2 separate regions of the Homo sapiens genome follow, and region 1 is linked to region 2. Evidence: chromatin contacts called from ENCODE Hi-C or POLR2A ChIA-PET data. All regions are on one chromosome and are shown on one strand. Each heading gives the region's core, a stretch centred on a gene start or an enhancer-like site at or near the end of the contact. The rest is flanking DNA. Distances are from core to core; before and after follow the strand shown.

What was found. Hi-C counts contacts between places; a loop is a spot of excess contacts on that map. ChIA-PET counts read pairs that join two places held with the same protein, here RNA polymerase II (POLR2A). Pooled maps may share reads with other maps.
Region 1: a pooled map shows a loop between it and region 2 (2.8-fold over the local background). The contact joins the promoter of FLJ32255 here to the promoter of IL7R in region 2. A Hi-C loop is called at or near these places in 4 of 50 pooled maps. POLR2A ChIA-PET finds 5 or more read pairs at or near these places in 2 of 52 experiments (CD4-positive, alpha-beta T cell and naive thymus-derived CD4-positive, alpha-beta T cell).

Annotation. Positions count from the first base shown.
Region 1 is chr5:42,990,291-42,996,100 of GRCh38, forward strand. It overlaps FLJ32255 (a long non-coding RNA gene), which reads right to left and starts at 3,043. Exons shown (of 2, transcript NR_104643.1): 1 at 549-3,043. It overlaps LOC105374746 (a long non-coding RNA gene), which reads left to right and starts at 1,985. Exons shown (of 3, transcript XR_007058755.1): 1 at 1,985-4,957. RefSeq lists enhancers at 1,518-1,667, 2,008-2,217, 2,518-2,647, 2,917-3,211.
Region 2 is chr5:35,854,297-35,860,075 of GRCh38, forward strand. It overlaps IL7R (interleukin 7 receptor), which reads left to right and starts at 2,595. Exons shown (of 8, transcript NM_002185.5): 1 at 2,595-2,763. The coding sequence starts at 2,682.

The DNA.
Region 1 (5,810 bases), core at 1,793-4,292, 7.1 Mb after region 2:
GGTGGCTCACACCTGTAATCCCAGCACTTTGGGAGGCCAAGGCGAGCAGATCACGAGGTAAAGAGATCGGGACCATCCTGGTCAACATGGTGAAACCCCGTCTCTACTAAAAATACAAAAATCAGCTGGGCGTTGTGGCACGCTCCTGTAGCCCCAGCTACTCAGGAGGCTGAGGCAGGAGAATCCTTGAACACGGGAGGCAGAGGTTGCACTGAGCCGAGATCGCGCCACTGCACTCGAGCCTGGTGACAGAGCAAGACTCTGTCTCAAAAGAAAAAAAAAAGAAATAGGAAGAGAGAACTGATGGTAGGTATTTTGCTTTGCAATGACTCCAGACTGCTCTTCTATTTCATAGTGTCTGTAACTATGTGGGTGAGAACAGTGTAGTTTTTCCTTTATTCTTGCAACCACAGGACCAGGAGGCAATTGGAGGAGCCTCAAATAGCAGGGAAGGTTTTGGCTAGCTGAAGAAGGGGTATGGTGGGAGGGAGATATTGAGGCAAATCCCTTGGGAGACAGAATTGCAAGGGCAAAATAGATTTCCTTACCTGGCAGTGCCTTCTCTGCCTTTGTCCTGCCATCGCTTCTGCCTAGGATCCCCCAGAAAAGGATAGTACTGGTTTGCACAGGAGCAGAAGTGGTGAAAATGGGAAATGATGAGTGTGGATGGAGATGCTCATGGCAGGGTCTGTAGGTCTCTTTGAGGGGGCTCAACTCACAAAGTGCAGATTTTTATTGAAATATGAATGCTTGTAGAAAGGACATTTTCCTACTGAGCAATGGCAGTTCCATATTTCTTATCAGAAAGGAAGTAGGCCTCAGTCTGATTGAACAGTGAGGAGAGGGAGGATTCAACACTTACAAGTTCACCTGCATTGCATTTCCCAGAAGAAAGAAGAAAATCAATAACGCATTTCAAAGATCACGGTGCTAGAGACAGAGAACCACAATTTAAGCTTTTCCCTGGGCTTAGAGGCGGATGTCTCACTGCCAATTTCACGTCCAACACCGGAGCCTCGCAGTCCATTTTTCTCCCCAGCTGTTTTAGAAATATCCCCAAATATCAAGGACATCTGAATGAGTGAACCATCAGAATAAGGAGCGATTCCCACAGAGTTCCATCCCACAGGGAAGGGACGGGACCAGCGGGGCAGGCCTGAAGCCTGGGTTGAGCGGCGCTGTGCCTTTCATTCTTCACCGAGATCTCGGACCTAGAGTTTCCAGGTTCCGGAGGGATGCGGTTGTTGACCGCTAGCCTAGAATCCGTGAGGGCTGAACCGGGACGAAGGCCTAGGACAGAGAGGTGGTGTGGAAGGACCCAGCCGCGGCCACTGGAAGAGCAGCTTCCTGCAATGTAAAGTGTTCGCGACCTGCATTTGTTTTGCTTTCTTCCTGGAGGAGCCAAATCCGTCCCATTCTGGATCCTTATTCCAGCTCCTTTCCCTCTGCGAATCGCACTTGGTGGGTCGCGGGGCCCTCAGTAATTAGGGATCACGGATCAGCCAAGAAAAATACAGGTTTTCTTAAGCCTGAAGCCACTGACTTGAGGAGGGAGCGTGGGAGTAATGTCAGTAGCAGTTTTTTATTTCGTTTTCGTTTTTATTTTCTAGTCACTAGGCCACCAAAGAAAGTTCCACCCAACGGCCAGTCGATCCGTCGCAGCGACTCTCTTTTCCCTGAACGGAGGGTTTATGGCTGACACCTCCACTTGTTTCTCAGAGCCGGGGCTGACTGCCGGCTGCATCTTTGAATGGCGACCAAAAAAGACATGCATTTGTCTGGCAAAGTCGCTGGCGTTCGCCTGGTGCCCGCGCTTGCCGGGTCCTAGAGCAGCCAGATTTTCACACCAGCGAGTCCAGCGCCCAGCGCCACTCCGCCTTCGGATCACCGGTTTCTCACATCCGCAGCAGCACTGGCCTGACAGTTTTCCGGTTGCGACAGCGCTAGTTGAGCCAAACAAAACGTTTTCCTGCTTGCTCTGGGCGTCCCATTCTCCATCCGAGGCCTTCTAGTCCCGGTGTCACTGTCGCAGCACCTGGCGTTCGTTAGCTCTTTCACCAGCGGCGCGGAGCGGGCGGTTTTGCTGTCACGGCACATGTGGCACGGAGTTTCTCGGTGGCCGAAACCCTCTTTTTTCTCAGAGTCCAGTTTCTTGGTGACAGCGCTGTTGGTTGCGCCATAAGGAATGTTGTCCTTGACAACCCGCCGGCCGCAGTCATTCGCAAGCTCCAGGCACCGACATTTCGCAGAACTGAGGTCTCTCGGTCTCAGCACAGCTCGTTGCTCGATGCCTCCATTTTCTCGGGGCGACAGCACTCAGGTCGCCGATCTGAGGGATTCGGAGCTTCCCCAGCTGGGGTGAGCCTGGCGTTCCCGGGCGGCGGCGGCGGCGCTGGGCTAGGGGAGCCCGCCGCTCCTCCAAGCCGGTGACAGGGGAGCTGCCCGGGCGCCGTCTCTTCCCAGCGCCGCCGCAGAACCCGCAGAACAGCTCGACCTCCAGAACCCTGTGCTGTGGCGGCGGGGCTGGCGTGTCTGTCGCAGGACCCCGCAGATTCGTCTGTCGTTGGCTTGTTGGTCCTAACAAGTTTCGATTTCAGGGTGCCTGCGTTTCTTTTTCTTTTCTCTTCTTTTCCTTTTGTTTTGTTTTGAGACAGAGTCTCGCCGTGTCGCCCAGCCTGGAGTGCAGTGGCGCGATCTTGGCTCACTGCAACCTCCGCACCCCAGGTTCAAGGGATTCTACTGCCTCAGCCTCCTGAGTAGCTGGGATTACAGGCGCTCGCCACCACGCCCGGATAATTTTTGTATTTTTACTAGAGGCGGTGTTTCATCATATTGACCAGGCTGGTCTCGAACTCCTAACCTCAATAATCTGCCCGCCTCGGCCTCCCAAACTGCCAGGATTACAGCATGAGCCGCTGCGCCCAGCCGGTGACTACGATTTCTATCCCCTGGTTCAAGTCGGGGAATAGCCAAAATGTGATTTCTCAACCCAAGCAAGTACCCACTTAGGACAAACACCAGCCTAGCCCTGGCGGCGATTTCTAGGTCGTAGGAAGTCGATGTTTCGCCACAGAAAGGCTGAGTGACCCTGTGACTCATTTCCCAGCAACTCCGGGTTTCCTGTAGCCTAATCATAACAAACGCAGAGTTAGCCCTGCCTCAAGTTTCTTTTTTCTTTTTCTTTTTTTTTTTTTTTTTTTTTTTTTTTTTGAGACAGAGTTTCTTTCGTCCAGGCTAGAATGCAGTGGCGCCATCTCGGCGATCTCGGCTCACTGCAACCTCCACCTCCCGGGTTCAAGTGATTCTCCTGCCTCAGCCTCCCAAATAGCTGGGATTATAGGCGCCCGCCACCACACCCGGCTAATTTTTGTATTTTTAGTAGAGACGGGGTTTTGCCACATTAGCCAGACTGGTCTCAAACTCCCGACCTCAGATGATCCACCCGCCTTGGCCTCCCAAAGCCTCAAGTTTCTAAGTCGTGGCAAGTTCCGGCTTCCTACTAGTACGGCTTGCTTTAGCTGCGCAGGAGATGTTCAACTCCTGTAGAAATCTGTGTACCAGCGAATGCGATTCATTTAGGTTTAGCGATGACCAGTTTAGCAGTGCCTGGGAGCTCTTACACCAAGGCTAGCTGCGCAACATCAAGTCCCGCCTTAGCTATGTTGGTGTTTTTTAAACTCCCATGGAAGTCAGGAAATGCCGGCAAAAGCGATTTCTGGTTTACGAAGCTCGGTTTGACGATAGCAATTTCCGCCGAACGCGACTTTTTCCTCTTGTGGACCAAGTCGGGATATATCAGCTACTACGATTTTTTAGTCGTAAACAGGTTTAACCATGACTGGGTTTTGTTGGTTTCTTGTTGTTGTTGTTGTTTGTTTTTGTTTTTGTCCTAAGAAATGTAGACTTAGGTGTAACATGTACCGGTTTAGATCTAACAGGGATATCCTAATCACAGAATTGCTTCTTTTGGCAATACTTGTAATTTCTGCTTTGTAGGGTTGGTTCTCTCTAATTTTTGCTTATTTTTAAATGCTCTTTTTGTGTCTTTTGCTCTGAGAACAATGCTACCGGTAGTTTCCAGTGTGTTTGCTTTGCCTTTTTATTTGAATTTTAGAATTTATTATTTTAAAATTTTATCTTATTTAAATGTTATTCATTTTTCTTCTACTAATTTTGAGTATCACAGCTTCGTACTCCTTGACTTGCATTCTCTCAGGAGCTGGGGAGCCAAGCTCGGTCTCCGCTTCGGTGGTTTCAGGTCCCGGGTTCTGTCTGGCGGCTCTGCTTCTAATGCGGAGCTGGCGGTTTTGCAGCAACGCTTTTGCCAGTAGCGCCCACTGAGCGGTTTTTCAGTTGCTGCACCGTTCTTAGCGCCCAACGGAACGTTTCCCGTACGCGGAGTCCATAAGTTGTCTGTGTCGTCACTTTCTCGGTTCTGGCACCGCTAGTATCTCCTAGGAACTTCCTAAACCCGTTTTACGGTGCAGAACGGTAATTGCACCGAGCCTCTGTGCCAACTAGTACTTCCGTAATACCGTTAGCCGGCTCTTTTCCTGTCACAACACATTAAAACGTGTTAAAACACATTAAACGGATTAAACACATTAAACGGATTAAAACACATTAAAACGTCACAACACATTTAAACAGAGTCGGTCCATTCCTCCAGACAGTATGTTTCGGGATGGAAGCACCCCTCCTAAGAATCCGCAGTTTCTTTCTAGCAGCACCGTTATGGCGCCTAAACGGATATTTGTTTGGCAATACCAGCGCTATCCGCTAGGTGCCGGCGCTTGCTGAGTCTCAGCGCCGCCAGATTCTTGCTAGCGAGGTCCAGAGCAGTGCAGAGACCTAGCGGACAGTTTTCCGGTGGCAGCAATGCTCATTTCCCGGACACAGATGGTTTTTGGCCCCTGAAGAACTCTTTAATCCCTGCGTTTTGTAGCGCTCGTTCTCTGTAAGGTTTGCTTAGTATCCGTTTCATTTCGACTTCTTTTCTCGCTGTTTTTCTGTCGGAATTACGATTTGTTTTGTTTCTATGTGCTCTCTAGAATTTTACCGGTTTTCATTTGTCTACTAATTTTCGTGCATTCGTTACTATTGAGTTTCATAATATCTGGGTGCCCTCTGCCCACGAGCTCCGGAGAGCATAAATACCCAGGCTGATGGTAGTGCTAAAGGTTCTGCTTCATCTCGTCAATCAGCGCAAACGCTTATGTCCTCCTGCTCTGAGGCTTAATTAAGCGATGGAGCAACATTTTCTTGGCTATGTGAAGCCTGCTTGAGATTCCGCAGAGGTGGTGCCTGAGCTCCAGCCTCGGCCTATTTTGAATTCAGAAGACTGTGATATTACTGTGTGAGCCACCACTTTGGGAGGCCAGCATGGGCAGATCACTTGAGGTCAGGAGTTGGAGACCAGCCTGGCCCAAGTGGTGAAACCCCATCTCTACTAAAAATACAAAAATTAGCCGGTGATGATGCATGCCTGCAATCCCAGCTACTCAGGAGGCTGAGGCAGGAGAATCTCTTGAACTCGGAGGCAGAGGTTGCAGTGAGCTCAGATCGTGCCACCGTCCTCCAGCCTAGGCAGACTGAGACTCCGTCAAAAAAAAAAAATCTTAGAGTTATATTTTATGAAATAATAGGTAGTCATTAAATGTCTGGGTCATTCTCAACTTTACAAAAGTACTGTAGGCAAACATTTTTCCAAAGAAAAAGTGTTATTATTAAAAGGAAAATAGTTTTATCTAATTCAAAGGTTATTTAGGAAAAAGGTAAAAACATACTGTACATTTTATCAAAATAATTCC
Region 2 (5,779 bases), core at 1,345-3,844:
GTAATATAGTAAATGTTTGTTACCTGGGGGATAGGGTGAACTAGGTGGTTCTTCCTCAGCTTTTCTAAGTCTCCAAAGGACTAACAAGACCTGAGTGAGGAAAGAGAGAAGGCACTGTTGTTCCCCCACAATCTCTAGAAGGACTGGTGACGCATGTCATTTTTCTTTGAGCTCCCCACACTTTAGGCTTCTCTCTGAGGTCTTTTCAGCATCTCCTGCCCCACCCAAGAGTAAGCACCCCTGTGGAAATCCCCAGAACAAACCAGCACATGCTGTACCAAAATATTGTGTCTTGGCTTTGTTCTTTTACATCTTCACAACTAAAGGAAAGAGATACAATCAAAATGATAGTCCACTTAAATGATAAACAAGAGAATTTAAAGAGACATAACCCAGTTACTCACCCATGAAGTGACAATCTGTTAGCAGTTTAGGAGATTTGCATTGGTAGATAGATATAATTTGGGATTTCTCCTTGAACATTAGCTTAATTCATGGGAATCTGTAATTATAGCTTTCTTGAAAGGGTATTTAGCTCAGTGTACAAAACATACCAATTTTTGTGAATCAGGCTTACAATTTTCTAACCAAGCTTTCAAAACAAGATTAGAAATGAGGGCATAAATTATTATCGATGCACAAAATTGTCACTCTTTATTTGGCTTGGAAGGGTTTTGAAATGCCCAGAGAAGGCCCTGACAAATGGAGAAGATGGAATATGTCCCCTTCAGTTGGATTCTTGCTCCGAAGTATTCCTTGAGCCTATACTCCAAAGTGTGGCATTATAACTGGTGCAGACGGAGTCTGTCTTAAAACTGAAAAGGAGGATCCAGAGACTGGTACAAATGTCCCACCTCCTTTTTTTGTTACTTCGTTATTGTCAAATAATTGTAATGATGGGACAAGCTAAATCATGAGTCTTTTAAAGTCTCTTCGATTTGCTTTACACCTGGGGGGTTGTTGCTTGTCTCTGCTAATTTTAGCCATTTCACAGGCCCATGGGAGCAATTCTACCTAATGACAGTGAATCCAACAGAAGTTCATAACTCACTGATCACTTAGTTTCTCTGCACTCCTCACCTTATAACTGCAGTCTTGTGGCATTTTTCCAAAAGAGAGCCACTGTGAATCAAGCATAGAGTTTTATGGCCTGAATCCAGGTTAGATTATTTTTTTCAAGAAAAAGAAAAAAAAATCTAACAGTTACCAAGAAGCAGTCAGGCTTTACAAATATCACCACTTTAACCATGAGGCCATATTAGGAAGGCTTTTGACTGGCATTCAGGTTTGGGGGAGTCTGAATTTTCTATGCCATGGTCTCAGATTTCTGCCCCATATACCTAGGCACTAATTTAGTTCATATGTACTATGTGTACCTGAAAAGTTGTGTGGCAATCAAATTTTCACAAATAGAATCCTGTTTTAAATACACTAAGAAAGTACCTACTTTATCCTTTAAACAAGAGGTCAGCAGACTTTTTCTACAAAGGGTCAGATAGTAAAGATTTTACACCTTTTGTACAATACAATCTCTATCTCATCTACTTAGCTCTGCCATTGTTGCATAAAAGCAGCTGTAGATGATACACAAATGGGTGAGGCTGTATTCCAATGAAACGTTATTTGCAAAAACAGGTGGTAGATTAAATTTGGTCCCAAGGCTTACTTGGGAAAAAAAAAGATCTTTTGAAAAAGAAAAAATAAATGAATAATTTTTTAAAAAATTGTTCCCTAGGTCATAGTTTGCCAGCCCCTGCCCTAAACAAATAATTCTTGAATGCCTACTGTGGTGTGTAAGATATGAGTAAATACCAGGGATACACAGAGAACAAAAGAGAAAAACTGCTATTCTTGTGAAACTTGGAAGTTGGAGGTAAGCTATTTAAAATAAACCCACAATAAAGTACTTCACATAGTGCAGACTGTTTCTTTAAATCAAAACTCACTCCAAACAACCAATTGATTCACTTTGTAAGTTTGAATTTTTGTCTTCAGATTCTTTTAAAGTGGGCCCTTAGTCAGGAGCGGTGGCTCATGCCTGTAGTCCTAGCACTTTGGGAGGCTGAGGCAGGCAGATCACTTGAGGTCAGGAGTTCGAGACAAGCCTGGCCAACATGGCGAAACCCCGTCTCCACTGAAAACACAAAAATTAGGCTGGCATAGTGGCATTTGCCTGTAGTCCTAGCTACTCAGGAGGCTGAGGCAGGAGAATTGCTTGAACCTGGGAGGTGGAAATTGCAGTGAGCCGAGATCATGCTATTGTACTCCAGCCTGGGCAACAAAGCAAGACTCTGTCTCAAAAAAATAAAAATTAAAAAAATAAAGTAGCCTCTAGCCTAAGATAGCTTGAGCCTAGGTGTGAATCTACTGCCTTACTCTGATGTAAGCACAGTAAGTGTGGGGGCTGCAGGGAATATCCAGGAGGAACAATAATTTCAGAGGCTCTGTCTCTTCATGTCCTTGACCTCTGCTTACAGCAGCAATACTTTTACTCAGACTTCCTGTTTCTGGAACTTGCCTTCTTTTTTGCTGTGTTTATACTTCCCTTGTCTGTGGTTAGATAAGTATAAAGCCCTAGATCTAAGCTTCTCTGTCTTCCTCCCTCCCTCCCTTCCTCTTACTCTCATTCATTTCATACACACTGGCTCACACATCTACTCTCTCTCTCTATCTCTCTCAGAATGACAATTCTAGGTACAACTTTTGGCATGGTTTTTTCTTTACTTCAAGTCGTTTCTGGAGAAAGTGGCTATGCTCAAAATGGTGAGTCATTTCTAAGTTTTCTTATGGATTTTGGATTATCTGTAGCATGGTTTCAGGTTATTCAGTTCCCTAACAGACCTGAGTCAGGCACTGGGTTTGAATGCAGTTTGAGAATTTCCCACATATTCAGTCATTTTTTTTAATGTTTAACCACCATGACAGGGGGCAGGGGATCAATACTATGGGTGGTTTATAAGACCTCAGTATTCTCAAGAAGGAATGCATTTCACTCCCAAGTGTAGATCTTAAATGTTGAATGATTACTCTGCTCTTACAAAAAGAATGCTCATGTAGATGCTATGACTGTACTTGTAGGAAAATGTCCAAAGTAATTTTACCTTGTCAGGAGATCAAACTGGATTCATTTTGTTTGACTTTTTAAGAAATCCTGAAAGCATAACTTTCAGGATAAGGTAATGTACAGAAGCAATAGCTTTGTCTTCAGTGACCAGTGCTATATCCTCAGCACCTAAATCAGTGGCTAGAATATAGTAGACATCCAATAACTTTTGAAAGTGTTTTCAAAATACTTTAGTTTTGAGAGATTTATGTGAGATTTTAAGTAAATAACTGACTAGAGAAAGATCTAAATGAGTTTACTCATTGAAATACACTGAATTGCCTCCACACCAACAAATTGGCCATATGTAATAATTCTTTTTGGGATCTAAAAAACTTAGTACCGAGAAGCCAACCCTGCCCATACATAAACACATTGTAATTATAACAAAACTAGGCAGAAGCTTCTAACAGCAGCAGGAGGCATGTGGGAATTTAGACCATCAACTTGCTCCTGCAAATTAAGCCCTTTCTCTTTAAGAGTTAAAAACTATTTGGCTATAGACAATATCAAACACATCAGCCTAATGACTCAGCTTATGCATTTTGAGTCATGTAATTACGAAGGATGGAAATCCCTAGAATTTTCTCATTAAGGGAATTGTCAGAGAGTTTGACATTTTTTACAGTATATGACTCACTTTATGGGGGATGATTATTATTCTATGCTAAACTTTGCCTTGGATTTCCACAAAGACTGATGGGAGGCAGGAAACATAAATCTTACTCTCTTTCATGTCATCTATACTCACTAGTTCACCCTGGTGATCATACTATTTTTAAAATATATAAGAATGCTAGTTGAAAGCTGGGTTTTCACTCCAACTTTTTAAGTTTCAGATTTTTTAGAAGATGTATAATTACCCTATTCACATGATTACGTCAAAATACTTCCCAGTTTGGGGTATAGGAATTCACATTCAGTTGCTGCTTGTTGAAAGTTGTCAATTTTCTGATCATCACAAGGATGATCAAGAGAAGAAAGGGATACTTTTTAAAAATCCAAATCATTTACACTATTAATCAACTAACTCCATTCAGTAGGAAGAAGACTTCTAGATGACACTGGCTTGCCTATGATACATATTCCACACAATTTAAATTTTTATGGATAAATATGTCTAGATACCTATTTAAATATGAATAATATTAATTATTGAGCATTTAAAGAATAATAGATTAACTCATTATTCAAAAGCTCTATGTAATTTCAAAACCATAGTAATTATAACACCGTCAATTGACATAAACTTTTTAAAGAGAAGCTCAAATGTTTCATGTATATTTTCAGAATTAGAATTCTTATTTTACCTTTTCATTACTTATTTCTCAGAAAATATTATACTCATAGCTAATCCCTATTAAATCCTTACTGTGTTCTAAGCTACCTCTTTGTAAATATCCATTCAGTGATTGCTCATAGCACGAGTTTACATATTAGAACACATGTCTTAGAGAAGTTGCCTACCTGACAGAGGACCACAGGTAGAGTATCCAGAATTTAAACGCACATCTGTCCAGCTCTAACACCACAGGTCTTAACCACTGTGTACATTAACTACTCTTAGCCAAGAATTTTTCAGCTCACGTCATGTAGAATATTCTTTTTGTAAAATGCCATCACATTTTATAAGTCATTGAAGGGAATTTTTCTTGGTTACAAAGCAACTCTGCCCCATAATATCTACTGAAAAGCCAGTGAGCTGCTTCCTAAAACACAGCCATTTTAGGTGCAGGAAACAGTGTATAAATGGCTCATTGTATATTGTATGCTTTGCCAGACTGAGTGGCAGTGGGAGTCCTTTGTTATGTGGGTGCTGACATCTGCTAGAGTGTGCTGTCTCTATTGAAGAATCGTGAAGACAAAGCCGACCCACAGGATGTCTGAATCCAAATAATAATACATGTTCTGTGTATAGAATTGGTGGAAGAGAAAATGTCAGGACAGTGTGAGGACTGCCATGTAAGGTCAGAACCACTGCATTTAGAAAGCTACCACTGCACAGGGAAGAAATCTAAGTCTACAAAATTAGTGGGCTGTCTCTCATTATTTCGTGCTGTCATCAGAAGGAGGGCCATACCCTGCTGAAACTACATAAAGAGCTTTTGCTGGTGGCAGAACTGTGAACTGGATGGATTCTGGGAATGGCCAGAAAAACAAATGCCTGTGGTTGTGAGCAGTGCCCACACCCATGGTCTAGCTAGGGCTGTTTGAGATTTGTTGCTTTGACTGAACCAACCTGTCATTCAACTGGTTGGTCCATTCACAGTCAGCTTTATTAACTTTCCCATTTTCCCTACTGAGTTATTTAAGTAAAGAAAGTGCTATTCGGACAGCCCTTGGTCTCTGGGACAATCAACTGGGATTTGATTTTAGTATATTCTGTCTCCAGTGTAAAGCCTTGGAAGCATCTAATTTCTAGTACTGATGAACCAAAAATACATGGAAGCAGTCCTAGGCTCACACTTGAGCACTCTGAGAATGGCTTTGCTTACTCCAGATTTTCTCAGGTCCCAGTGGGTGTATATTTTCTGACATATTTATTCCAGCCTCACTTTCTATCATGTAAAACATACATACAAAATGTAGATTTCATTATAGGGTCTACAAAACAGCTTAAGAAACCAAATACTATGTGTGACAGATCACACTTTCCAAAAGTAATAGCAAAAAAAA